Regions from separate parts of the Homo sapiens genome. Here all the other regions are linked to region 2. A link is a contact called in ENCODE Hi-C or POLR2A ChIA-PET data. All regions are on one chromosome and are shown on one strand. Each heading gives the region's core, a stretch centred on a gene start or an enhancer-like site at or near the end of the contact. The rest is flanking DNA. Distances are from core to core; before and after follow the strand shown.

The links. A loop is a pair of places that touch in the nucleus more often than their neighbours do. ChIA-PET counts read pairs that join two places held with the same protein, here RNA polymerase II (POLR2A). Pooled maps may share reads with other maps.
Region 1: a loop to region 2 is called in a pooled map, with 12 times the contacts of the local background. The contact joins the promoter of BCL7B here to the promoter of METTL27 in region 2. A Hi-C loop is called at or near these places in 8 of 50 pooled maps. POLR2A ChIA-PET finds 5 or more read pairs at or near these places in 7 of 52 experiments (Caco-2, HCT116, MCF 10A and 3 more).
Region 3: a loop to region 2 is called in a map of CD8-positive, alpha-beta T cell, with 13 times the contacts of the local background. The contact joins the promoter of TBL2 here to the promoter of METTL27 in region 2. A Hi-C loop is called at or near these places in 2 of 168 maps with a recorded cell type or tissue (CD8-positive, alpha-beta T cell and naive thymus-derived CD4-positive, alpha-beta T cell), 4 of 37 single-sample maps with no recorded cell type and 12 of 50 pooled maps. POLR2A ChIA-PET finds 5 or more read pairs at or near these places in 9 of 52 experiments (AG04450, GM10248, GM12878 and 5 more).
Region 4: a pooled map shows a loop between it and region 2 (2.3-fold over the local background). The contact joins the promoter of CLIP2 here to the promoter of METTL27 in region 2. A Hi-C loop is called at or near these places in 4 of 50 pooled maps.
Region 5: POLR2A ChIA-PET joins it to region 2 with 13 read pairs in BJ. The contact joins the enhancer-like site here to the promoter of METTL27 in region 2. POLR2A ChIA-PET finds 5 or more read pairs at or near these places in 2 of 52 experiments (AG04449 and BJ).

Annotation. Positions count from the first base shown.
Region 1 is chr7:73,554,494-73,559,145 of GRCh38, reverse strand. BCL7B (BAF chromatin remodeling complex subunit BCL7B) reads left to right here and starts at 1,456. Exons shown (of 6, transcript NM_001707.4): 1 at 1,456-1,659. The coding sequence starts at 1,568. RefSeq lists silencers at 1,181-1,420, 1,471-1,580, 1,601-1,650, 1,671-2,120.
Region 2 is chr7:73,839,445-73,844,135 of GRCh38, reverse strand. METTL27 (methyltransferase like 27) reads left to right here and starts at 1,620. Exons shown (of 6, transcript NM_152559.3): 1 at 1,620-1,646; 2 at 1,992-2,118; 3 at 2,938-3,066; 4 at 3,587-3,722; 5 at 4,016-4,105. The coding sequence starts at 1,996. RefSeq lists a silencer at 1,462-1,561 and an enhancer at 1,682-1,981.
Region 3 is chr7:73,575,901-73,580,638 of GRCh38, reverse strand. It overlaps TBL2 (transducin beta like 2), which reads left to right and starts at 2,060. Exons shown (of 7, transcript NM_012453.4): 1 at 2,060-2,219. The coding sequence starts at 2,090. RefSeq lists an enhancer at 1,409-1,478 and a silencer at 1,809-2,448.
Region 4 is chr7:74,286,213-74,290,733 of GRCh38, reverse strand. CLIP2 (CAP-Gly domain containing linker protein 2) reads right to left here and starts at 1,327. Exons shown (of 17, transcript NM_003388.5): 1 at 1,000-1,327. LOC107986742 (a long non-coding RNA gene) reads left to right here and starts at 1,427. Exons shown (of 2, transcript XR_001745024.2): 1 at 1,427-1,672. RefSeq lists enhancers at 1-328, 329-973 and silencers at 849-918, 939-1,408.
Region 5 is chr7:74,140,301-74,144,919 of GRCh38, reverse strand. No RefSeq gene overlaps it. Among named protein-coding and RNA genes, the nearest start is that of EIF4H, 32 kb to the left of the region's middle. Within about 2 kb of position 3,044, at least 2 of the 41 ENCODE cell types and tissues checked have a DNase peak (open chromatin) inside an H3K27ac peak, as active enhancers do.

The DNA.
Region 1 (4,652 bases), core at 207-2,706, 280 kb after region 2:
AGCTCAGCCAGTCACAGTGGCTCATGCCTGTAATCCCAGCACTTTGTGAGGATCCCTTGAGACCAGGAGTTCAAGACCAGCCTGGACAACATAGTGAGATCCCCTCTCCACATGAATAAATAAACTGGGCCGGGTGCGGTGGCTCACGCCTGTAATCCCAGTACTTTGGGAGGCCGAGGCAGGTGGATCACGAGGTCAGGAGTTCAAGACCAGCCTGACCAACATGGTGAAACCCCATCTCCACTAAAAATAAAAAAATTAGCTGGGTGTGATGGCGGACGACTATAATCCCAGCTACTCGGAAGGCTGAGACAGAAAATTGCTTGAACCCGGGAGGCGGAGATTGTAGTGAGCCGAGATCACACCACTGTACTCCAGCCTGGGCAAAAGAGCGAGACTCCGTCTCAAAAAAAAAAAGGCCAGGCGTGGTGGCTCACGCCTGTAATCCCAGCACTTTGAGAGGCCAAGGCGGGCAGATCACGAGGTCAGGAGTTCCAGACCAGCCTGACCAACATGATAAAACCCCGTCTCTACTAAAATTACAAAAATTAGCTGGGCGTGGTGGCACCCGCCTGTAATCCCAGCTACTCAGGAGGCTGAGGCAGAAGAACCGCTTGAACCCGGGAGGCGGAGGTTGCAGTGAGCGGAGATCACACCACTGCACTCCAGCCTGAGTCACAGAGCGAGACTCCGTCTCAATAAATAAACAAACTGGAAGCTCTTTGAAACCAAAACCACGTATGTCTTCAGCTTTAGGTACAGAGTCTTGCACAAAATAGACATCTTTTTATTTATTTACTTTAGAGACGGGGTCTCGTTTAGACATGGGGTCTCCATATGTTGCCCAGGCTGGAGTGCAGTGGCTATTCACAGGTGCGATCATATCATAGCTGACGGCAGCCTCAAATTCCTGGGGTCAAGTGATCCTCCCGCTTCAGCCTCCCAAATACTTGGGACTACTAGATACTCGAGAAAAGGCAAGAATGTGGTCTGAATGCTGGGAAAGCAGTTCATCTGGTAAAGAGAGGAGGGGATTCCAGGTGAGGAACAGGTGTGTGCAAAGACCGGAAGCCATCCTTAAGAAAGGCGTGGTTGGAGCACAGCGTAGGAGCCAGAGGGCAAAGGTGCTGGGCAGGAGAGGCGGGAGGACAGAGATGGCGCAGGAGTGCGGTTCCACAGGGTCAGGTTCCTAACACGCTGGCCAGAGCAGGGAGCCGACCTCCAAACTCTCAGGGAAGAGAACCAGGTTGCCCACCGGCGGCACCTCGCACCTCGCCCTGACCACAAGCACGTGCGCCCAACCCGCCTCGCACCCCGGCCCGGGTAGGGGGCTCAGGGGACTCCCGGGGCACTCAGGAGGGACGCCCCGGGCGGGGCGCGCAGGCGCGCTGAGGCCGTGAGCCCCAAGGGGCGGGCGGGTGCGCGCGCTTTCTCGCGCACGCGCGCACGGAGGGGGCGACGGCCGCTGTGACGCTGCGGCGGCGGCGGGCGGGCGGCGGCGCGTGAGGCGCGCGATCCCCGGTGTCTTGGGAGCAGTGCCCCGGCCCCCGCCGCTCCCGCCGCCGCCATGTCGGGCCGGTCGGTCCGGGCGGAGACCCGCAGCCGGGCCAAGGACGACATCAAGAAGGTGATGGCGGCCATCGAGAAAGTGCGGAAATGGTGAGGGGCCGGAGCTTAGGGGGCTGGCGGGGGTCGCGGATCCAGGCCCTGAGGAGCGTGGGACTGGCGGGTCAGGTGGGAGCCGACCGGCCGGCGCTGGGGGAGGGGGGTGCGGGAGAAGGCGGGAGGAGGGCGCCGCTGGCGTCGGCGTGAGGTCAGAGGGCGCGCCGGCCGCGGCCAATCAGCGGTCCTCCCGGCTCGCGGGCCCGCCCACCTGCTGCGGCTGCTGCCGCGCGCCGCCTGGGAGGGGATTCCGGCTTCCGGCCCGGACTGGAGCTGCCTGGCGTCGGTGCCCGCGCCCGGCCCAGCCCGGGGCCCGCCCTCCCCTCTTCCTGGGCAGTGGCCCCGCCTGCGTTTCCAGGCTTCCTCTTGATAATAGCGAGTAGCCCTGGAGTGGTGTCAGCCCGCCAGGCTGAGCGCTCTGCGTATTCAGGCGTTGAAGTTGGGTGAGTTTCTGGGTTAGTCCATCTGTCAAGGGAGCAAGCCTGGTGTCATCCAGAGGGATACCCCTCCCTTTCCCCCAGTAACCGGCCCCTGCGCCGCGAGCTTGGTAGGCATTTTCTCTTGCTGCCCCGGCGGCTGTCAGGAGAGTCCTTTGCAAACTATGTACCAGCCTCCCTCTAATTTCCCTGCTTCTGCTCTTGTTCATTCCCCAGTCCGTTCATCATTTGCACTGTGTGATTTTATTTTTCTCACTTCCAAGTAGCAGAGTGGTCTTTTTAAAGTGCACATCCTTACTTGGGAGGCTGTGGTGGGAGGATTGCTGGGACCCAGGAGTTGGAGGCTGCAGTGAGCTATGATCGTGCCACGGCACTCCAGCCTGGGCTACGGAGAGAGACCCCGTGTCTAAAATGTTCATGGAAGATGCCGATTGAGCCCCTGTTTAGTATCCGGAACTCCGATACATACTATATCGGTGTGTATCGGAGTCATCACATTAAACTTTCACAGCCAACTTCGTCAGCTCTTTTGTATAGCCAATTACTACTAATAATTTAAAAACCCAGGTCTGGCTAGGTGAGGTGGCTCAGGCATGTAATCCCAGCACTTTGGGAGGCTGAGGTGGGCGGATCGCTTGAGGCCAGGAGTTTGAGACCAGCCTGGGCAACATAGTGAGACCCCGTCTCTACAGAAAATAAAAGTTCAAGTAGATGTTACCTCCCGCCAGGAAGCTTTCCTTAACTCCTCCCATCCCTTTACCTCCTTTAAGGTCGTTGGTACGTTGGACTTTATTTGTGTGTTTATCTGTCCATTTCCCCACAAGAGGGAAGTTCCTTCTCTTTTTTATGTCTGAGGGCTTCATATATAGTTGGGTTTCAGTATAAATATTAGTTTAACATACTCATGGTTTTCCTCGTCCACCTTTAATCCTCCGAGGTTTTGGTGAAACCTAAGAACAGGTACACCTTTCTCTTCTCCCCATTTTTGACCCCCCCGCCCCTAGCAGGCTAGGCTGAAGGGCCATCCCCTGTCACCTGGAACTCTGTACCAGCCTCCCTGTAAACTCTCTGCTTCTGCTCTTGCTCATTCCCCAGTCTGTTCATTTGCACTGAGTGATTTTATTTTTCTCTCTTCCGAGTAGCGGAGTGACCTTTTTAAAGTGCACAGCCTTATTTGGAAGGCTGTGGTGGGAGGATCGCTGGAGCCCAGGAGTTGAGGCTGCAGTGAACTATGATCATGCCATGGCACTCCAGCCTGGGCAACACAGTGAGACCCCATCTGTAAAAAAATATATAAAATGTGCATCTTATCCTAGCACCCCTAGTAATGCTTCAGTGGTTCCCTTCTTGCTTTTAGGATAAATACTGAAGAAGGCCCTCCTTCCTGCCTCACTTGGCTGGCTCTTTCCCAGGATGCCCGCTGTCTTACCAATGAAGTCACTCTGCTCTTCCTGCCGCCTGGCATTCTTCTTCCTCTCTCCTCTCCTCCCTCTTGCCGAGTTAACTCCTAGCTCAGCTCAAAAGTTGCTTCCTTAGGTTTACCACTTGAGATTCCCAATCTAGATCAAGTCTCCTTCATAGACCTTTCCACAGTTGTATTAGATGGACTCATAAGACATTTCCTATATTTGATTTCTTTTTTTTTGAGACAGAGTCTTGCTCTGTCACCCACGTTGGAGTGCAATGGTGCGATCTTGGCTCACGGCAACCTCTGCTTCCCGGGTTCAAGCAATTCTGCCTCAGCCTCCCGAGTAGCTGATTATAAGTGTACACCACCACACCCAGCTAATTTTTTGTATTTTTGTGGAGACCGGGTTTCACCATGTTGGCCAAGCTGGTCTTGAACTCCTGAATTCCAAGTGGTCCTCCCACCATGACCTCCCAAAGTGCTGGAATTACAGATGTGAGCCACTGTGCCTGGCCTCCTGTATTTGACTAATTAACCTACAAAAATGGCAATTTGATATGGTTGAACCTGATGATTAAGTGACTAATCTTGAATTGAGCTATTCATGTCTGTTTCCAGATATAAGACAGGGTCTGTGAGGGCAGGGACTGTGGATCTTGTTCCCTGCATCACCAGGGCCTAGCACAGCCTGTTGTATACTAATTGGTTGAATAAATGAGAAAATGGAGTGGTCTGTTCAGGAATTAATTTTAGTTATTTTCTAAGACTTTAATTCGCTCCTTCTGTTACATCACAGTCTCTTTACACTCCCAGTATGTCATCTGTTTTTTTTTTTTTTTTTTGAGACCCAGTCTTGCCTGTCACCCAGGCTGGAGTGCAGTGGCGTGGTCTTGGCTCACTGCAGTGTCCGCCTCTGGGGTTCAAGCAGTTCTTCCGCCTCAGCCTCCTGAGTAGTCGGGACTACAGGTGTGCGCCACCATGCCCGGCTAATTTTTGTATTTTTAGTGAGGACAGGATTTCACCATATTGCCCAGGCTGGTCTCGAACTCCTGGGCTCAAGTGATCCACCCACCTCAGCCTTCTAAAGTGCTGGGGTTGCAGGTGTGAGCCACCGTGCCCGGCCCTATTATGTCATCATTTGCTGA
Region 2 (4,691 bases), core at 371-2,870:
CCAGTAGGTCTCAGTCTTATTTTACTCAGCCGCTATTCAAGATGGAGTTGCTCTGGTTCAAACATCTCTGACACTTCGACACTTCTACCCCCTAAACATCTCTGAAGATCACCCACTCCTCTCCGCAGTCATGACCTCTACCCAAGGTCATGCAACCATCACCTCCTGCCTGGACACCTGCAACAGCCTGCCAAATTCTGCCTGCCCAAACCCTTGATTCCAACACAGGTCCTCTAGACCAGCGCTTCTGAACCTTCAGCTGCCTAGAAATCGCCTGCAGAGTTTGTAGAAACACAGAAACTCTGGGCCCCAGTCCCAGAAATCTAATTCTCATTCAGAAGGTCCCAGGTCAACTGAGAATTTTTACTTTTTTTTTTTATTTGAGATGGAGTCTTGCTCTGTCACCCAGGCTGAAGTGCAGTGGCGCAGTCTCTGCTCACTGCAATCTGTGCCTCCCAAGTTCAAGCTATTCTCCCACCTCAGCCTCCTGAGTAGCTGGAATTACAGATGCCCGCCACCACGCCCGGCTAATTTTTGTATTTTTAGTAGAGATGGGGTTTTGTCCTGTTAGCCAGGCTGGTCTCAAACTCCTGTCCTCAAGTGACCCGCCCACCTCAGCCTCCCAAAGTGCTGGGATTACAGGTGTGAGCCACTGCGCCCCGGCCTAATTTTTGCATTTCTCACAAGCTTCCCTAGGGCATCTCCTAGAGGAAACCAAGATGTTACGGAGGCTGACGCTGCGTATCTTCAGGTCACACTTCCAGCCGCAAGACTCTCTCTGCTGTCCAATACAGTAGCCACTAGCCACATGTGGCTATTTAACTTATTAAAATAAAATTTGCCAGTACGGTTTTTTAAAATAAAATTATTAAAATAAAATTTGCCAGGAGGCAGAGGTGGGAGAATCGCTTGAGACTAGGAGTTTAAGACCAGCCTGGACAACATTTTTTGTCTCTACAAAAACTACGAAGATAAAAATAAATAGATAAAAATTTAAAAAGCCGGGCAAGGTGGCATGCACCTGTAGTCCCAGCTACTCAGCTACTCAGAAGGCTGAGGCAGGAGGCTGGCTTGAGCTTGAGTTCAAGGCTGCAGTGAGCTATGGTCAAGCCACTGCACTCCAGCCTGGGCGACAGAGTGAGACCCTGTCTCATAAAACAAAACAAAAATAAAACAAAATAAGTAAATATAAATACAAAGTAAAAATGAAAGCTAATCCTAGGTCCCTCTCCTGCCCATAAGAATTCAGAGACTCCCCAGTGCCTACAAACCTCATGCTTTCAGGAAGCATAAAGGACTTCAGGAGGCAGGAGGGCAGTTGGAGGGGGATGGTGGAGGTGCTGCTACCTGACGGTGGAGGGGGAGGCCGGGGCCAGACCACCGAGAAGCCCCTAAACCCGCACAGCAGGAAAACATCTCCGCAGTCCCTGCTCTACCAAGGCTGGAGGAGGGCCACAAGCCTTGAGCTCATTGGCTGGCGGGGGGGGGGGGGGCGGGCAGACTGCCAGCGCCTTCCTTTGACTGGCTATTTTCTCTCAGCGGAAAACCAATCATTGCGGGCAGGCGGTGAGGGTGTGGCCAGGGTCGCAACACAGGCCCCGCCCCGAGTCCTGTTGCCCACACGCCCGAGGCGCGCTGGATTGGCGGTGAGTTCTGACTCCGGCCTCCTTCGAGACCGTTTCGCTCCGGATGTCGCCCACCTCCGACCCTCTCTCAGTCGGAGGGCGGAAAAGAGGAAGATAGGTCCTTCCTCCAGCCGCGGGGCACCCCCTTCTCCCACCTTGCCCTTCCCCCAGCCCTGCAGCCCCAGAGTGTAAATATCCAAGCCCGCCCTCTCTGCGCTCAGTGTCCCCATCTGGGATAGGGGCCGGGATAGGGGTCGCGCTGGCAGGAGGCCTGGCAGCCTCCTCTGAAGGGGGAGGAGGGAAGGGGGAAAGGAGGGGATGGGCGATTGAGGTGGACCTCGAGACAGGGCAACGGTGTCCCCACAGGAGCATGGCCCAGGAGGAGGGTGGGAGCCTGCCCGAGGTGCGGGCGCGGGTCAGGGCCGCGCATGGCATCCCCGACCTGGCCCAAAAGCTCCATTTCTATGACCGCTGGGCTCCGGACTACGACCAGGTAAACTCATTTGGGGCCTTGCCTCCACTAGACCAGCCTCCATTTTTCTACCTGTAAAGTGGGGAATCAGCCTTGCACCCGGGGGCGGCTGTGAGGACGAAGTGAGGCCTGGCTAAGAACCCTACAGTCCTGCCCCTTCCAGAACCCGCCCCACAGCTCTGGATTGGCAGCCCCATCAGGGGCCATGACCTCCTGAGGGGGGCTGCCTGGAGGAGGTGCTATTGAGAAGTCACTGTGGGGCCGGGCGCGGTGGCTCACAAGCCGTAATCCTAAGCCCTTTGGGAGGCCGAGGCGGGCGGATCACCTGAGGTCAGGAGTTCGAGACCAGCCTGGCCAGCATGGTGCAACCCTGACTCTACTAAAAATACAAAAATTAGCCAGGCCCACGTGGTGGCAGGCGCCTGGTAATCCCAGCTACCCTGGAGGCTGATGCAGGAGAATTGCCTGAATCCGGGACACAGAGGTTGCAGTGAGCCAAGATCTCTTCACTGCACTCCAGCCCGAGTGACAGAGGGAGACTCTGTCTCAAAAAAAAAAAAAAAAAAAGTCATGTGGACTCAGCAGAGAGAGCCGCTTGGCCAGGAGAGAAGGTCCCTGGAGGGCTGAGTCTACTGTACAGTGGGCTGGGGGCTAACTCTCCAGTCCTGGCCCTTTAGCAATGGGAAGCACCTCATGCCTGGGCGTCCCCTCACGCTAGCCCCAGCCAGGCTTGATCCCCAACACACACAGCTTAGCCTGGCAGACTCTGAGACCACCCCATAAGGGAGATCCCCCAAACACTGGGGCACCGGTGTTGTAGGCCCGGCACTCTTTCCCCAGGATGTGGCCACCCTGCTGTACCGTGCGCCCCGCCTCGCAGTGGACTGCCTCACACAAGCCCTTCCAGGCCCGCCCCACAGTGCCCTGATCCTGGACGTGGCCTGTGGCACAGGCCTAGTGGCTGCCGAGGTGAGGCTCTTCCAGATCCCCTGCCTACTCCTTAGCCCCGCACTTCCTCAAATCTCCTACTGCCCCTGGCCCCAGAACCCTGCCCCACACCTCAGACTCACTGTTTCAAATGCATGAGACAGGACCAGGCATACTGTGGCTCACACTATGGGAGGCCGAGGCAGGAGGACAGCTTGGGGCCAGGAGTTTGAGGTCAGCCTGGGCAACATAGCAAGACCCCTGTCTCTACAAACAGATTTAAAAATTAGCCAGGCAGGGTGGTGCACGCCTGTAGTCCCAGCTACATGGGAGGCTGAGGTGGGAGGATCACTTGAGCCCGGAAGTTCAAGGCTGCAGTGAGCTATGATCACGCCACTGCACTCCAGTTTGGGCGACAGAGAGAGACCTTGTCTCAAAAATTTAAAAAAAGCAAATGCATGGGCCACATTCAGTGCAGAGTCCACTGCCCTGCCAAGGTGCAGGGACCCAGCCGGGAAGTGGCAGGTGTGAACCATGACTGAGTCTCCCACCCCTACCCCAGCTGCGGGCTCCAGGCTTCCTCCAGCTGCATGGGGTGGATGGGAGCCCAGGGATGCTGGAACAGGCCCAGGCCCCCGGCCTCTATCAGCGCCTCAGCCTCTGCACCCTGGGCCAGGAGCCTCTGCCCAGCCCGGAAGGTACTTTCTCTCCCACCTCCACACCCCGAGGCCCACCCTCATGAAGCCCTTTCCCTTGCTGATCCTCCATCCCTCTCCCACACTAAGCTCCCAGTCCCTCACTCAACCCTGCACCCCACGATCTGACTGCAGCCCAGAACTGGGCCATACTTACCTTATCCTCTAGGGGACCTGGGTCCTGCAGATGCGGGTAGTAGCCTCGTCCCACCCCTAGGGTGGTCTGAGGCCACACCATAGACAAAGTACCTTCCAAGCATCACACCATGTCCCCACCCCCCCCCACACACACACAGGGACCTTCGACGCGGTGCTGATAGTCGGTGCCCTCAGTGACGGCCAGGTGCCCTGCAATGCGATACCTGAGCTACATGTCACCAAGCCAGGTGAGGAGCAGCCCAGCCAACCACCCCCAACCCCCGTCACCATATACCTTCCCCTGTGCATAGTGCAGACACAGGCCCCAGAGCCCCTCAGGCTAAGCGAGGGGCAGCGTCCTGCCCAGCGTCACACACAGCCTAGCCTAACATCCCAGCCACCAACAGCAGACCCAGGCAAACAGGCCGGGCAGACAGGTGGCCAGCTCGGCTCTTATCCATGGACAACCAGGAGCAACTCCACCCTCCTCTGCAGCCTCCTTTTCCCAGTCTGGGAGTCAGGTGGTATAAATGCTACAATCCAGTCCCCGTAGGACTGCAGTGAGAATCAGGTGAAATCCTGTCTCTAAGGTTTTTGCTTTGGTCCTGACCCACAGTGAGGGCTCAGTTCTGTTCCTTCCTCTCACTGCTTCCTCACTCATTCATAGACTGCCTTTGGAGCATCTCTTTCTCTTTCCTGGTCTCAGTCTTCTCATCTGGGAAATGGGGCTGCTCAGGGGAGATGAGAGCTGTGAGCACCGTTTGTAAACTTTGCACATTGCGCTGCCCGGGCAGGTGTGTTTCCCGTCTCCTGCTGTGTTCTTGCTCAGCGCTT
Region 3 (4,738 bases), core at 811-3,310, 260 kb after region 2:
AGACGGGGTTTCGCCATGTTGGCCAGAGACGGGGTTTCACCATGTTGGCCAGGCTGGTCTCGAAGTCCTGACCTCAGGTGATCCTCCCGCCTCGGCCTCCCAAAGTGCTGGGATTACAGGCATGGGCCACCGCACCCGGCCTTAAAAGAAGTTTTCTGGCCGGGCGCGGTGGCTCAAGCCTGTAATCCCCCAAGCACTTTGGGAGGCCGAGGCGGGCAGATCATGAGGTCAGGAGATCGAGACCATCCTGGCTAACACGGTGAAATCCCGTCTCTACTAAAAATATTTTTAAAAAATTAGCCGGGCGTGGTGGCGGGCGCCTGTAATCCCAGCTACTCGGGAGGCTGAGGCAGGAGAATGGCATAAACCCAGGAGGCGGAGGTTGCAGTGAGCCGAGATCGCGCCACTGCGCTCCAACCTGGGCAATAGAGCAAGACTCTGTCTCAAAAAAAAAAATAAGTTTTCTATGAAAAAATTTCCTGGTCTGGGCCAGTCGCGGTGGCTCACACCTGTAATCCCAGCACTTTGAGAGGCTGAGGCGGGCGGATCACGAGGTCAGGAGTTCAAGACCAGCCTGACCAATATAGCGAAACCCCGTCTCTACTAAAAAATACAAAAAATTAGCGGGGCATGCTAGCGGGCACCCGTAATCCCAGCTACTCGGGAGGCTGAGGCAAGCGAATCGCTTGAACCCGGGAGGCAGAGGTTGCAGTGAGCAGAGATGGCGCCATTGCACTCCAGCCTGGGCGACAGTGCAACGAGACTCCATCTCAAAAAATAAAAAATAAAAATAATCTCCCAGCTCGGCATGGTGGCTCACGCCTGTAATCCCAGCACTTTGGGAGGCCGAAGCAGGTGGATCACCTGAGGTCAGGAGTTCGAGACCAGCCTGGCCAACATGGCAAAACCCCCGTCTCTATAAAAAACACAAAAAGTAGCAGGGCATGGTGGCACGCGCCTGTAATCCCAGCTACTCTGGAGGCTGAGGCAGGAGAATCTCTTGCACCCGGGAGACGGAGGTTGCAGTGAGCCGAGACGCGTCACTGCACTCCAACCTGGGCAACCGTCTCAAAAGTAAATACATAAATAAATAAATAAAATAAGTTTTCTATTAAAAATTCTCCCTTTTAACTTTCGACTTGCCAGGCCAGCCCCAAATCCAGGCCCTCGTCACCTCCCTCTCGGATCCTTGAAGCCACTGCCGGTTTTCTGATTTTGGTCTTTTCACACAAAGGTCCATCCAGGGAATCCTCAGACACAGCTTTTGCCCCACCTCTCCCTGTAATGAGCAGCTTGTTGGATGGAGCCAGCGCTCAACGTCCCCCAGACCTTTCCGCCCCTCTAGCCATTTCCCACATCCCAGCTTCTCAGGTCTTTGCGGAGGCTGTTCCACTCCACGCGCCTGGCCTACTCTTCCTTAAAAGCCCATCTGAACTTTCGCTGATGCTGAGTTTCCTATCCGTTAAATGGTAATAATAATCCCCGCCCCGCTTCCTTGAAAGGATCCAGTGTGGTGATGGCTGGAATAATGCCTTTAATAAACAATTATCAGTGAGTTCTTCAGGAGGAGGCGTGAGCAGTGATCGCAAATCCCGCCTTCCTCCGCCCTCCGCAGCCCTGCAATCTCAACCGCCAGGCGACCCGCCCCTCGAAACGCACCAAGGGTCGAGCCCTGCCCCTCGAGATGTTCTACTTCCAGGCCCCGCCCCTCGAGACACTCTACCTCCGGGTTCTGCCCCTCGAGACGCTCTAACAACCCAGCCCCGCCCCTCGAGACGCGCTAACTCCAGACTCTGCCTCTCGAGGCGCTCTAATAACTAGGCTCGGCGGGTGGAGATGCTCTAACTCCAGGCCCCGCCCCTCGAGCGCCACAACAGCCGGGCCCCACCCCTTGAGGTGCTTTAACGGCCAGGCCCCGCCCTGAAGGCGTTGTAACAACCAGGCTCCGCCCCCAGGCGCTCTAACGGCCAGGCCCAGCCGCTTGAGGCTCCCCAACGGCCAGGCCGCGCCCCCGCGTGCGTGCGCGGCCCGGCAGAGCCGTGCGGGCGCCCGCGTACTCACTAGCTGAGGTGGCAGTGGTTCCACCAACATGGAGCTCTCGCAGATGTCGGAGCTCATGGGGCTGTCGGTGTTGCTTGGGCTGCTGGCCCTGATGGCGACGGCGGCGGTAGCGCGGGGGTGGCTGCGCGCGGGGGAGGAGAGGAGCGGCCGGCCCGCCTGTAAGTGGGGCCGGGTCGGGTGGGGGCGGCCCGCGGTGTCCCGGCTCCCGGCCTCCTCGTGGTCCGACCTGCGGTTTGGGCCCGCGGCTGGTGGGGCCCGGCGACTCCATGGGCCTCAGTTTCTCCTCTGGTAACGTGAGCTTCGCTTCCAGAGACGGGGACCCGCCTTGCCGGGTTAGGCGCACCTCCTGGGGCGGGACTGGCTCCAACCTGGGCCCCTTACTGCGGCTTTCTCTGTGGCCGAGGCCAGGCCGTCCCCGGGGTGGCCAGGAGAGCACCGTAAACTCTTCAGCCTGCTCCGTGGCCGCGATCTCGGAAAAAGCACCAATTCTGTGATGTGCAGCAGCATTTACTGGGCATCTATGACCCTGTGATAGGCTTTGGGGTCTTTTTCTGTAAGGAGTCCAGTAAAGGAGAAGTACATCTGTATTATGAACACCTAAATATGTAAGTGAAAAACACGGTGAAATAAGTTTCACTGAGGCCAGGCGAAGTGGCTCACGCCTGTATTCCCAGCACTTTGGGAGGCCGAGGCAGGGAGATCGCTTGAGCCCAGGAGTTTGGGACCAGCCTGAGCAACATAGCAAGACCCCATCTCTACGCAAAATTAGCTGGGTGTGGTTGTGCACGCCCCTGTAGTCCCAGCTCCATGGGAGGCCGAGGCAGGAGGGTGTCGTGAGTCCAGGAATTCAAGGCTGCAGTGAGTTGTGATAGATCGCGCCACTGTACTTCAGCCTGGGTGACGGCAAGAGCCTGTCTCTGAAAAGTTTCATAGAAGAGGTTAGTACTAGAAATGGGAAACACCAGAGAGTCAGTGGGCAGCCCTGCTCTTTTTATTTATTTTTCAGACAGAGTTTCGCTCTTCTTGCCCAGGCTGGAGTGCAGTGGCACAATCTTGGCTCGTTGCAACTTCCGCCTGCCAGGTTCAAGCGATTCTTCTGCCTCTGCCTCCCGAGTAGCTGGGACTACAGGCACACACCACCACGCCTGGCTAATTTTTGTATATTTAGTAGACGGGGTTTCGCCACGTTGGTCAGGCTGGTCTCGAACGCCTGATCTCAGGTGATCCACTCGTCCTGGCCTCCAAAAGTGCTGAGATTACAGGCGTGAACCACTGTGCCCGGCCAGCCCTGCATTTTTTTTTTTTTTTTTTTTGCAGGGGGACGGAGTTTTGCTCTGTCGCCCAATCTGGAGTCTAGTGGCGGGATCTCGGCTCACTGCAAGCTCCGCCTCTGGGTTCACGCCATTCTCCTGCCTCAGCCTCCTGAGTAGCTGGGACTACAGGCGTCCGACACCACACCCGGCTAATTTTTTGTATTTTTTGAGTAGAGACGGGGTTTCACTGTGTTAGCCAGGATGGTCTCAATCTCCTAACCTCTTGTGATCCACCTGCCTCGGCCTCCCAAAGTGCTGGGATTACAGGCGTGAGCCACCCTGCCTGGCCGAGTCCTGTTCTTTTATGGGGGAGGTGGTTGTTAGGGAAATCATTACTGAGAATAGGGGGCACATGAGGTAGTGTGGGGTCTCAAAGGATGGTTCTAGAAGAAGAGTTTGCCAGAAGGCCAAGGAAAAAAGACATTCCTGCCAATGGCAATACCCGAGAAGGCAAGGAGTCCCCAAACAGCATTTGGTATGACTTAAGTGTGAGGAGGGGGGCTTGTTAGACATGCCTGGAGAGAAGGAAGCAGAGGACAGATTGTGGCTGTGTTTGTTTGCAGGGCCCAGGAGCTTTTTTCCTGTTGGAATTGGGGAGCATCTGCAGTCATTTACCACATGCCAGCTTTGTGACTCAATTAAGTATCTTTTACAAAAGTGACTGGCTCCACTCCCCCGCACAGGACTCAACAGATGTTGACTTCTCATCCCCGAGTTCTTTCAGGTACTGGAGTGCAGTGGTGCGATCTTGGCTTACTGCAACCTCTACCTCCTGGGTTCAAGTGATTCTCCTGCCTCAGCCTCCTGAGTAGCTGGGATTACAGGCGCCTGCCACCACGCCCGGCTAATTTTTGTATTTTTAGTAGAGACGGGGTTTCACCATGTTGGCCAGACTGGTGGAACTCCTGGGCATCAAGATGATCCAGCTGCCGGGCCGGGCATGGTGACTCACGCCTGTAATCCCAGCACTTTGGGAGGCCGAAGCGGGCAGGTCACAAGGTCAGGAGATCGAGACTGAGGCAACAGAGCGAGACTCTGTATCAAACAAAAAAAAAAAATGATCCAGCAGCTGCCTCAGCCTCCCAAAGCGCTGGGATTACAGGCATGAGCCACCGCACCCGGCCTCCATAGAGCCTTTAATGCTTGTGTTCGGTACTTTTGCTTGTCACTTTGTAGATATCTCATCCAATTCAATCTCCCTTATTTTTATTTATTTATTTATTTATTTATTTTGAGACAGAATCTCACTCTGTCGCCTAGGCTGGAATACAGTGGCACGATCACTGCATTTGAACTCCTGGGCTCAAGCAATTTTCCCTCCTCAGCCTCCGAATAGCTGGGACCACAGGCGCACACCACCATGC
Region 4 (4,521 bases), core at 78-2,577, 450 kb before region 2:
CCCGCACCCTCCTCCTCCTCTGCCCACAGCCCTAGGCCACCCCACCCACCTCCCTCAGGCATCGCGCAAGAGTGACGGCAGACCCCCTCATCCCAGACCCCCACTTCTCACCCAGAAGTGAGAGGAGGGGTCTCAGACGTTGGGGGACACACTGCTGGGTGGGTGATTTCCCCCCAAGGTGCTCCCTCTGCCCGTCCTTCCCAGGGTGGGGCTGGGGCCTGCGTGGCAGTGCCCAGTGGGCACCCGCTCGGCCCAAGCTCTGCCTGAAAGGTCCAAACGGGCGGGCCCTGAAGGTTCAGCCAAGCATCCTCCGCGGCCGCCGCCCCTCCCCGGGAGGAGGGCAGAAAATCTGCTGCCTCACCAGCCACCAGCGCCAGCTTGGGGGGACACCCCCTGAGAGAAGCCGCCCGCCTCAATCTCCTCCTACCCCACCTCAGCCAAGCACTTCAACCAAGTTTTGCAAAGGCCATCGGCCAGGCGACCCCAGAGGGTGTAGCAGGGAGGAGAGGGGGGCAGTCCCTGTTCTCCCAGACCCCAGGTTTGGAGATGGGGGCTGCATGGCCGCGCCCACCAGGCTGTGCTCCCCAGGCTCTGTGAGCCCAGAGAGCCCTGCGGCGCGTCCAGCCGTCTTGCTCTGCCCTTGGAAGGGGGTACGGGCGACCCTCCAACAGAAGGGCCAAACCCCCGTCCGAGGGTAGGGACCCCGATGAGGCTGGTGATGCCTTCAACAGGGGGACCCGCAGCCCGGGAATAGCCCCCAACCCTGGCACCCCAAGCAGTGCCCCCTCCTCTCCTACAAGCAACGGGGAAGTTGGGGCACACCCCAGCCAGCTCCCGCCCACGCCCACCGGCCGGCCTCGAACCCTCCCGCCCCCGCCCACGCCCCGACAATGCCTCCGGGCCCGCAGCCCCGCTTTCGGCCAGGCCGCCGCCCCCCGCATCTCTCCGTCCTTTGTTGCCCGCGCGACCCCCTCCCTCGGCCCCTCCAGCAGCCCCTACCTTCGTCCTTCCAGCATCAGGCTAAGCGGCGGGAGGCCCGGAGAGCCCCGGCCTCCTCCTCTCGGGCCCGGGCGCGCTGGGGGGCGAGGATGCTGCGGCCCCTCCCTGCGCGGCGCTGCCCACCGGCTGCACCCCCTCCTGGCGCCGGGGATCCCCGCGATAGGTGCTCAGGGCCCGGGCCTCGCGCCACGTCTCTGGGAAGGCGGGAGGCGCGCACCGAGGCCGCCCAGCAGCCGCCTGCGCGCCCCGCGGCCGAGCCGAGCTGAGCGCCCGCGGAGCCAGCGGAGCCAGCGGAGCCAGCGGCCCGGCTCCGGGAGGGAACAAAAGGGGCCGGCGCAGGGGCGGGCGCGGGAGGGCGGGGCCTGGGGCGGGCGGGAGGGGGGGGCGGGTCAGGCGCGCGTGGGCGGCCTCGCGGTTTTCAGGCCTCAGTGCCTCGCGGAAAGCAGGCGGGCGGGCGGAAAACGCGGAGCAACCTCTTCCCCCTCTCCCCGCTCCATCTCCTTCCCTTCCCAGGCCGCAGCTGTCCTTTGTGGGGCGTCCAGGGTTCGCCCACATCCACCTCCGCGCTGGGCACCTGGTGGTGCTTACATCGCGTTTGGTGAAACGCATCCTCCAGCCATGCTATGCTTGCAAAGATGTCTCTGGTCATTGGGAAGGACGGCAGCTTGGGAAGGTGAGATGCTGTTGGCGCTGGACAGAAAGGATGAGGAGGGGGACAGTGCAGCTGGGGCGAAAACTTCAGGTCTGTGTTGGGGCCAGCGTGGGTGGGGAACTGTGGCACAGGGTCTCATGGTTATCAAGGATCTCATAGCCTGGGCAGTGTCTCACGCCTGTAATCCCAGCACTTCAGGAAGCCAAGGCGTGCAGATCGCCTGAGGCCAAGAGTCCGAGAACAACCTGGGCAACGTAACCTTCGTCTCTACAAAAAATACAAAAATTAGCTGGGCGCGCGCCTGCGGTCCCAGCTACTGGGGAGGCTGGGGTGGGAGGATCGCTGGAGCCCAGGAGGTCGAGGCTGCAGTGAGTCATGATCAAGCCACGGCCCTTCAGCCTGGGTGACAGAGCGAGACTCCGTCCCAAAAGAAAAAAAAAAAAGGATCTCATGGTGATCAGCTTCCAAGATACAAATGAACCCTCCCCAGGACAGGATGCATGTACTGCTATTTCAGAGGAGTTGAGGCAGCTGCCAGGTCCCCTCCTGCGTGGAGAGGCAGATGCCAAGTGACAGCTCAGGAACTAAACAGTGACCAAGCCCCAGCCCCTGTCCATGCCCAGGCTGCGGTTGGCTTCTGTGGCTTGGTTTCCCTCTGTCCCCCCTTGATAAGCTCGCCTGGATGCCTTTGACCTAGCTGGCCGTTCTACCAGTCCTGCCCTGCCCCCTTTCTCTGTTTGACAAATCATATTCCCCCTTCAAAGCACAGCTTAAATGTCCCTGCTTTTCCCTTGAGTGCAGGAATGTGGGTGTTGGGGGAGGTTGTGGTCTGTATGGTGAGACCACTGTTCTGCGGGAGAGAAGTGCCACATACGATCTTGTTCCTATCCCCTAAGGGACCCAGTGCAATGCTTGGCAGAGGGTAGACATCCAGTAATATTTGTTGAATGAATGAATGAACTTACTAAGTTAACATTACCACCCCTCAACTGTCTTGGTATCCATAATCTTTGAGAAGTGAGTGAACCTTTTTTTAGAGAAGGGGTCTCACTCTGTCACCCAGGCTGGAGTGCAGTGGTGTGATTACAGCTCACTGCAGCCTCAAACTCCCAGGCTCAAATGATCCTCCTGCCTCAGCCTCCAGAGTAGCTGGGACTACGGGCATGCACCATGCCCGGCTAATTTTTTGTGTTTTTTATAGAGATGGGGTCTCATTATGTTGGGGTCCAGGCTGGTCTTAAACTCTTGGCTTCAGATGATCTTCCCACCTCAGCCTCCCAAAGTGCTGGGATTACAGCTGTGAGCCACCGTGCCTGGCCTAAACATTTTGACCTCAGTTTCCCCATCTGTAAATTGGGGAGAGTGTTTCAATTCAGTTCAGCGAACATGCAATGCTGTAATGATGGAGGCTGGGCATGGGGTCAGCCCTGAGGGGGTGCCCAGTTGGTGTGGAGAGCCAGACTTGGAGACTAATAAGGGAGGAGGTTCAGAGTGAACTCCAGAAAGACTGGGCTTCTGTAGGAGGTGTGAACCCATAGGGAGGGAGGGGACTCAGGGTGGAGAGGGCAGTGTTCAGGAAACAGGGAGCTAATTGTTCCTTGTGGCTGGGATGCATAACCTGTATATCAACAGTTATAAACCAGCCAGGCACAGTGGCTCACACCTGTAATCCCAGCACTTTAGGAGGTGGTGGCGGGCAGATAACCTGAGGTCAGGAGTGCGAGACCAGCCTGGCCAACGTGATGAAACCCCATCTCTACAGAAGATGCAAAAAATAGCTGGGTGTGGTGGTACATGCCTGTAATCCCAGCTACTCGGGAGGGTGAAGCTTGAGAATGGCTTGAACCCAGAAGGCGAAGGTTGCAGTGAGTGGAGATCATACCACTACACTCCAGCCTGGGCAACAGAAGGGATGGGATGGGATGGGACGGGACGGGACGGGATGGGGCAGGGATTTGCCAAGGTGACATGGGTCTTGCTGGGATGTACCTGAGCTCACCAGCCCCTGCCCAGCAGATCTAGCCTCCCACATGTGCCTCAGGAGGTAGGCAGGGGCCCCCAACCTTCACAGGTACTGCCTCCCTCACTGATGGCCCCCAGTATTATTCAGAGCAACAGCCTGCGGTCAACAGACCTTACCTGGCCGCTGGTGAGTGGAGCTTCAAAGAGCAAGTCACCTGAGAGGGACACCTTTTGTTCTTGCTCCAGATGAGAGAAGACAGGCTTCTGTCTTGTTACAGTTTGCATTTGGGGGGCCGGGCACAGTGGCTCACACCTGTAATCCCAGCACTTTGGGAGGCCAAGGCGGGCGGATCACAAGGTCAGGAGTTCGAGACCAGCCTGGCCAACATGGTGAAACTCCGTCTCTACTTAAAATACAAAAAATTAGCCGGGCATGGTGGCACACACCTGTAATCCCAACTACTTGGGAGGCTGAGGCAGGAGAATCACTTGAACCCGGGAGGCGGAGGTTGCAGTGAGCTGAGATCGCACCATTGCACTCCAGCCTGGGCAACAAGAGCAAGACTTTGTCTCAAAAAAAAAAAAAAAAAAAAGTTTGCGTTCGAGTTTTTCTGCTTCTTTCAGTAGATGAACCTGATGCTGTCTGATGTGAGGGTTGGGGTCCTGGCCTTGGCCCCTGCCCTGGCATCAGGCCTCCGTGATGGGTGGGGAGGCAGGCGGGGGGATCTGGAGGGGGTGTTCTCCCAGCCGACCTCTCACCCAGGCCTTTTGTCTCCACTGAAACTGCTGATTTGGTCATTTTCTTGCTGACGCCGGCTGTGACCAGCAGCCTCACGGGAGGATTTTTCATGGGAAGAGAGAGTTGGGAATAATTTTCGAGCCAGAGCTGAATTCTCTGAGGCCTGCAA
Region 5 (4,619 bases), core at 1,795-4,294, 300 kb before region 2:
TCAAGGGTGGTTTTGGAAAAGGCAACATTCAAGCAGGAAAGCAGCGATGTTGGCTGGGCACGGTGGCTCATGCCTGTAATCCCAGCACTTTGGGAGGCAAGGAGGGTGGATCACGAAATCAGGAGTTCAACACCAGCCTGGCCAAGATAGTGAAACCCCTTCTCTAATAAAAATACAAAAATTAGCCGGGTGTGGTGGTGTGTGCCTGTAATCCCGGCTCGGATTACTCGGGAGGCTGAGGCAGGAGAATCACTTGAACCCGGGAGGTGGAGGTTGCAGTGAGCCAAAATCGCACCATTGTACTCCAGCCTGGGTGACAGAAGGGGAGACTCCATCTCAAAAAAAAACCAAAAAACAAAAAACAGGGATGTCAGTTCTCACTTTGGGCTGCAGTTCCAGGTTTTTCAGCTTGAGGGCAATGCCCTCTCTGGGGACCCACCCTCTTCTGCCCAGAATTTCCCTGCCTCTTGTCCCTATCATTTGCACCACTGTACCCTGGCCTGGATGACAGAGTGAGACCCTGTCTCAAAGAAAGGGGAAGGGAAGGGAAGGGAAGAGGAGGGGAGGGGAGAGGAGGGGACTCAATGAATTTAGAGGTTTATTTTGCTAAGGTTGAGGACATGCCCAGGAAAAAGAGACCCAAGCCAAAGAAAAATCTGTGACCCATGGCTTTTCCAGAGAGTTTTGAGGACTTCAATATTTAAAGGAGAAAGAGTGGGCAGGAGGGGAAGGAGGAAAGAAATGAAAAAGGAGGGAAGGTGGCCGGGTGCGGTGGCTCACGCCTGTAATCCCAGCACATTGGGAGGCCGAGGTGGGCAGATCACGAGGTCAGGAGATCGAGACCATCCTGGCTAACACGGAGTGAAACCCCGTCTGTACTAAAAATACAAAAAAATTAGCCAGGCGTGGTCACGGACGCCTGTAGTCCCAGCTACTCAGGAGGCTGAGGCAGGAGAATGGCGTGAACCCGGGAGGCGGAGCTTGCAGTGAGCCAAGATCGCTTCACTGCACTCCAGCCTGGATGATATAGTGAGACTCCATCTCAAAAAACAAAACAAAACAAAACAAACAACAACAACAAAAACACTAGGGAAGGTAGTGAAATAAGTGGTCACTTTCTGTGAGGCTTTCATTCATGATCACTGAATCCACATCTTACATACGTTAATCAAGTTTAGCCTAAAGCTGCTTCTTTACATATTTCAATTTGGCCTAAAGGTTTTTCTGTACATTGTGAACTGTAACAAGCGGAGGTATAACTCGGCCATAGCCCACACCCTGTGCCAATCACTGAGTTTTGGCCAGTCAGATGTAGCCAACTGTTTGAGCCATATTCAAATAAGGCAAATGCCGACCTGTAGCCAATCCAGTTGTTTTTGTACCTCACTGACTTCTGTATGTCATTTCCCTTTGTCTATAAATCTTCTTCCATCACATGGCTGCACTGGAGTCTGTCTGAATCGGCTGTGATTCTGGGGGCTGCCCGATTCACAAATTGTTCATTGCTCAATTAAACTCCCTTAAATTTAATTTGGCTGAAGTTTTTCTTTTAACACATGTGAAAGGAGGGAAAAAGGAACAGTCAATTATGAATTCATCTTGTGCTAAATATATCTGTATTTTACACAAGATAAAGTAAACACAGAGTAGAGGAAGAAGTCAATTATGCTTTTGTCTTAGGGTGGGGGTAAGTATGATTTATTATTATTATTTTTTTCTGAGACAGAGTCTCACTTTGTCCCCCAGGCAGGAGTGCAGTAGTGTGATCTCAGCTCACTGCAACCTCCGCCTCCCGGGCTCAAGCAATTCTCCTGCCTCAGCCTCCTGAGTAGCTAGCATTACAGGTGTGTGCCACCACGCCCAGCTAATTTTTGTAGTTTTTAGTACAGACAGGGTTTCACCATGTTAGCCAGGCTGGTCTCGAACTCCTGACCTTGTGATCTGCCTACCTCAGCCTCCTAAAGTGCTGGGATTACAGGTGTGAGCCACCGCACCTGGCCTGGAAGTATGATTTAAAAAAAAGAAAAATATTGGCCGGACGCGGTGGCTCACACCTGTAATCCCAGCACTTTGGGAGGCCTAGGCGGACGGATGATGAGATCAGGAGATTGAGACCATCCTGGCTAACATGGTGAAACCCTGTCTCTACTAAAAATACAAAACATTTAGCCGGGCGTGGTGGCAGGCGCCTGTAGTCCCAGCTACTCGGGAGGCTGGGGCAGGAGAATGGCGTGAACCCGGGAGGCGGAGCTTGCAGTGAGCCAAGGTCGTGCCACTGCATTCCAGCCTGGGTGACAGGGCAAGACTCCACCTCAAAAAAAAAAAAAAATTATTGTTATTTTTTTGAGACAGAGTTTCACTCTTGTGGCCCAGGCTGGAATGCAATGGTGCAATCTTGGCTCACTGCAACCTCTGCCGCCTCAGCTCAAGTGATTCTCTTGCCTCAGCTTCCCAAGTAGCTGGAATTACAGGCATGTGCCACCATGCCTGTCTAATTTTTTGTCTATAGTAGAGACGGGGTTTCACCATGTTGGTCAGGCTGGTCACGAACTCGTGACCTCAGGTGATCCCTTGGCCTCTCAAAGTGTTGGGATTACAGCCGTAAGCCACCACGCCCGGCCATGATTTTTTTTTTTTTTTTTTTTTTTGAGACAGGGTCTTATTCTGTTGCTCAGGTTGGAGTGCAGCGGTGCGATCACACCTCACTAGAGCCTCGACCTCCTGAGCTTAAGCAATACTCCCAATGCAGCCTCCTGAGTAGCTGGTACTACAGGTGTGCACTACCACACCAGGCTAATTTAAAATCTTTTCCGTAGAGACAGCCTCTCACTGGGTTGCCCAGGGTGATCTCCAACCCCTGAGCTCCAGCAATTCTCTCACCCCAGCCTCCCAAAGTGTTGGAATTACAGGTGTGAGCCCCCATGCCTGGCCAGATTTCTATTTTTTTATTTGTCCTGTACCTGTGAAGGTAAGCTGAATTTACATGGTCAGGGTGAGGGAAGCCACCTGTGGAGATACGTGGCATTCAATCTTGCAGCTATCTGGTTAGGAACAAAAGAAAATGCAGTTTCCTGTATGACTCAGTTCCTAAGCTTAGCTTTTTGCCCTTTGACATAGTGAGTTTGGGGTCTGGTGATTTTATTTTTCTTTCACACTGTTACTGGAAAGGAGTCCCAATCAAGACCCCAAGAGAGGGTTCTTTTTTAATCTTTTTTTTTTTTTTTTTTTTTTGAGACAGGGTCTCACTCTATTGCCCAAGCTGGACTGCAGTGGCGCCCTCTGCCTCCCGGGTTCAAGTGATTCTCCTGCCTCAGCCTCCTGAGTAGCTGGGATTACAGGCACGTGCCACCACGCCCGGCTAATTTTCTTGTATTTTTAGTAGAGACAGGGTTTCCCCATGTTGGTCAGGCTGGTCTCAAACTCCTGACCTCATGATCCACCTGCCTCGGCCTCCCAAAGTGCTGGGATTACAGGCGTGAGCCACCACACCCAGCCAAGAGAGAGTTCTTGAATCTCACGCAAGAAACAATTCCAGGCGAGTCCATGGAGTAAAGTGGAAGCAAGTATATTAAGAAAGTAAAGGAATAGGCTGGGCACAGTGGCTCACACCTGTAATCCCAGCACTTTGATAGGCCAAGGTGGGCGGATCATTTGAGATTGGGAGTTCAAGACCAGACTAGCCAACATGGTGAAACCCTGTCTCCACTAAAAAATACAAAAACTAGCTGGGCGTGGTGACATACGCCTGTAATCCCAGCTACTTGGGAGGCTGAGGCAGGAGAATCGCTTGAGCTGGGGAGGTAGAGGTTGCAGTGAGCCAAGATTGCACCACTGCACTCCAGCCTGGATGACAAAGTGAGACTCCATCTCACAAAAAAAAAAAAAAAAAAGAAAGTAAAGGAACAAAGAATGTCTACTCCATAGGCAGAGCATCCCCTAAGGTTGCTGGCTGGATATTTTTTATAGTTATCTCTTGATTACATGCCCAACAAGGGTGGATTATTCATGAATTTTCTGGGAAAGGCACGGGCAATTCCTGGAACTGAGGGTTCCTCCCCACTTTTTTTTGAGACAGAGTCTTGCTCTGCCACCCAGGCTGGAGTGCAATGGTGCAATCTCAGCTCACTGCTACCTCTGCCTCCTGGGTCCAAGCAATTCTCCTGCCTCAGCCTCTGGAGTAGCTGGGATTACAGGCGCCCGCCACCATGCCCAGCTAATTTTTGTATTTTTAGTAGAGACAGGGTTTCACATCTTGGCCAGGCTGGTCTTGAACTCTTGACCTTGCAATCCACCTGCCTTGGCCTCCCAAAGTGCTGGGATTACAGGCATGAGCCACTGCGCCCGGCCGGTTCCTCCCCTTTTTAGACAATATAGGGTAACTTCCTGATGTTGCCACGGCATTTCTAAACTGTCATGGCACTGATGGGAGTGTCTTTAGCATGCTAATATATTATAATTAGCACATAATGAGCAGTGAGGACGACCAGAGGTCACTTTCTTTCTATTTTTTGAGATGGAGTTTCACTCTTGTCATCCAGGCTAGAATGCAATGGCACGATCTTGGCTCACTGCAACCTCCGCCTCCCGGGTTCAAGCAATTCTCCTGCCTCAGCCTCCTG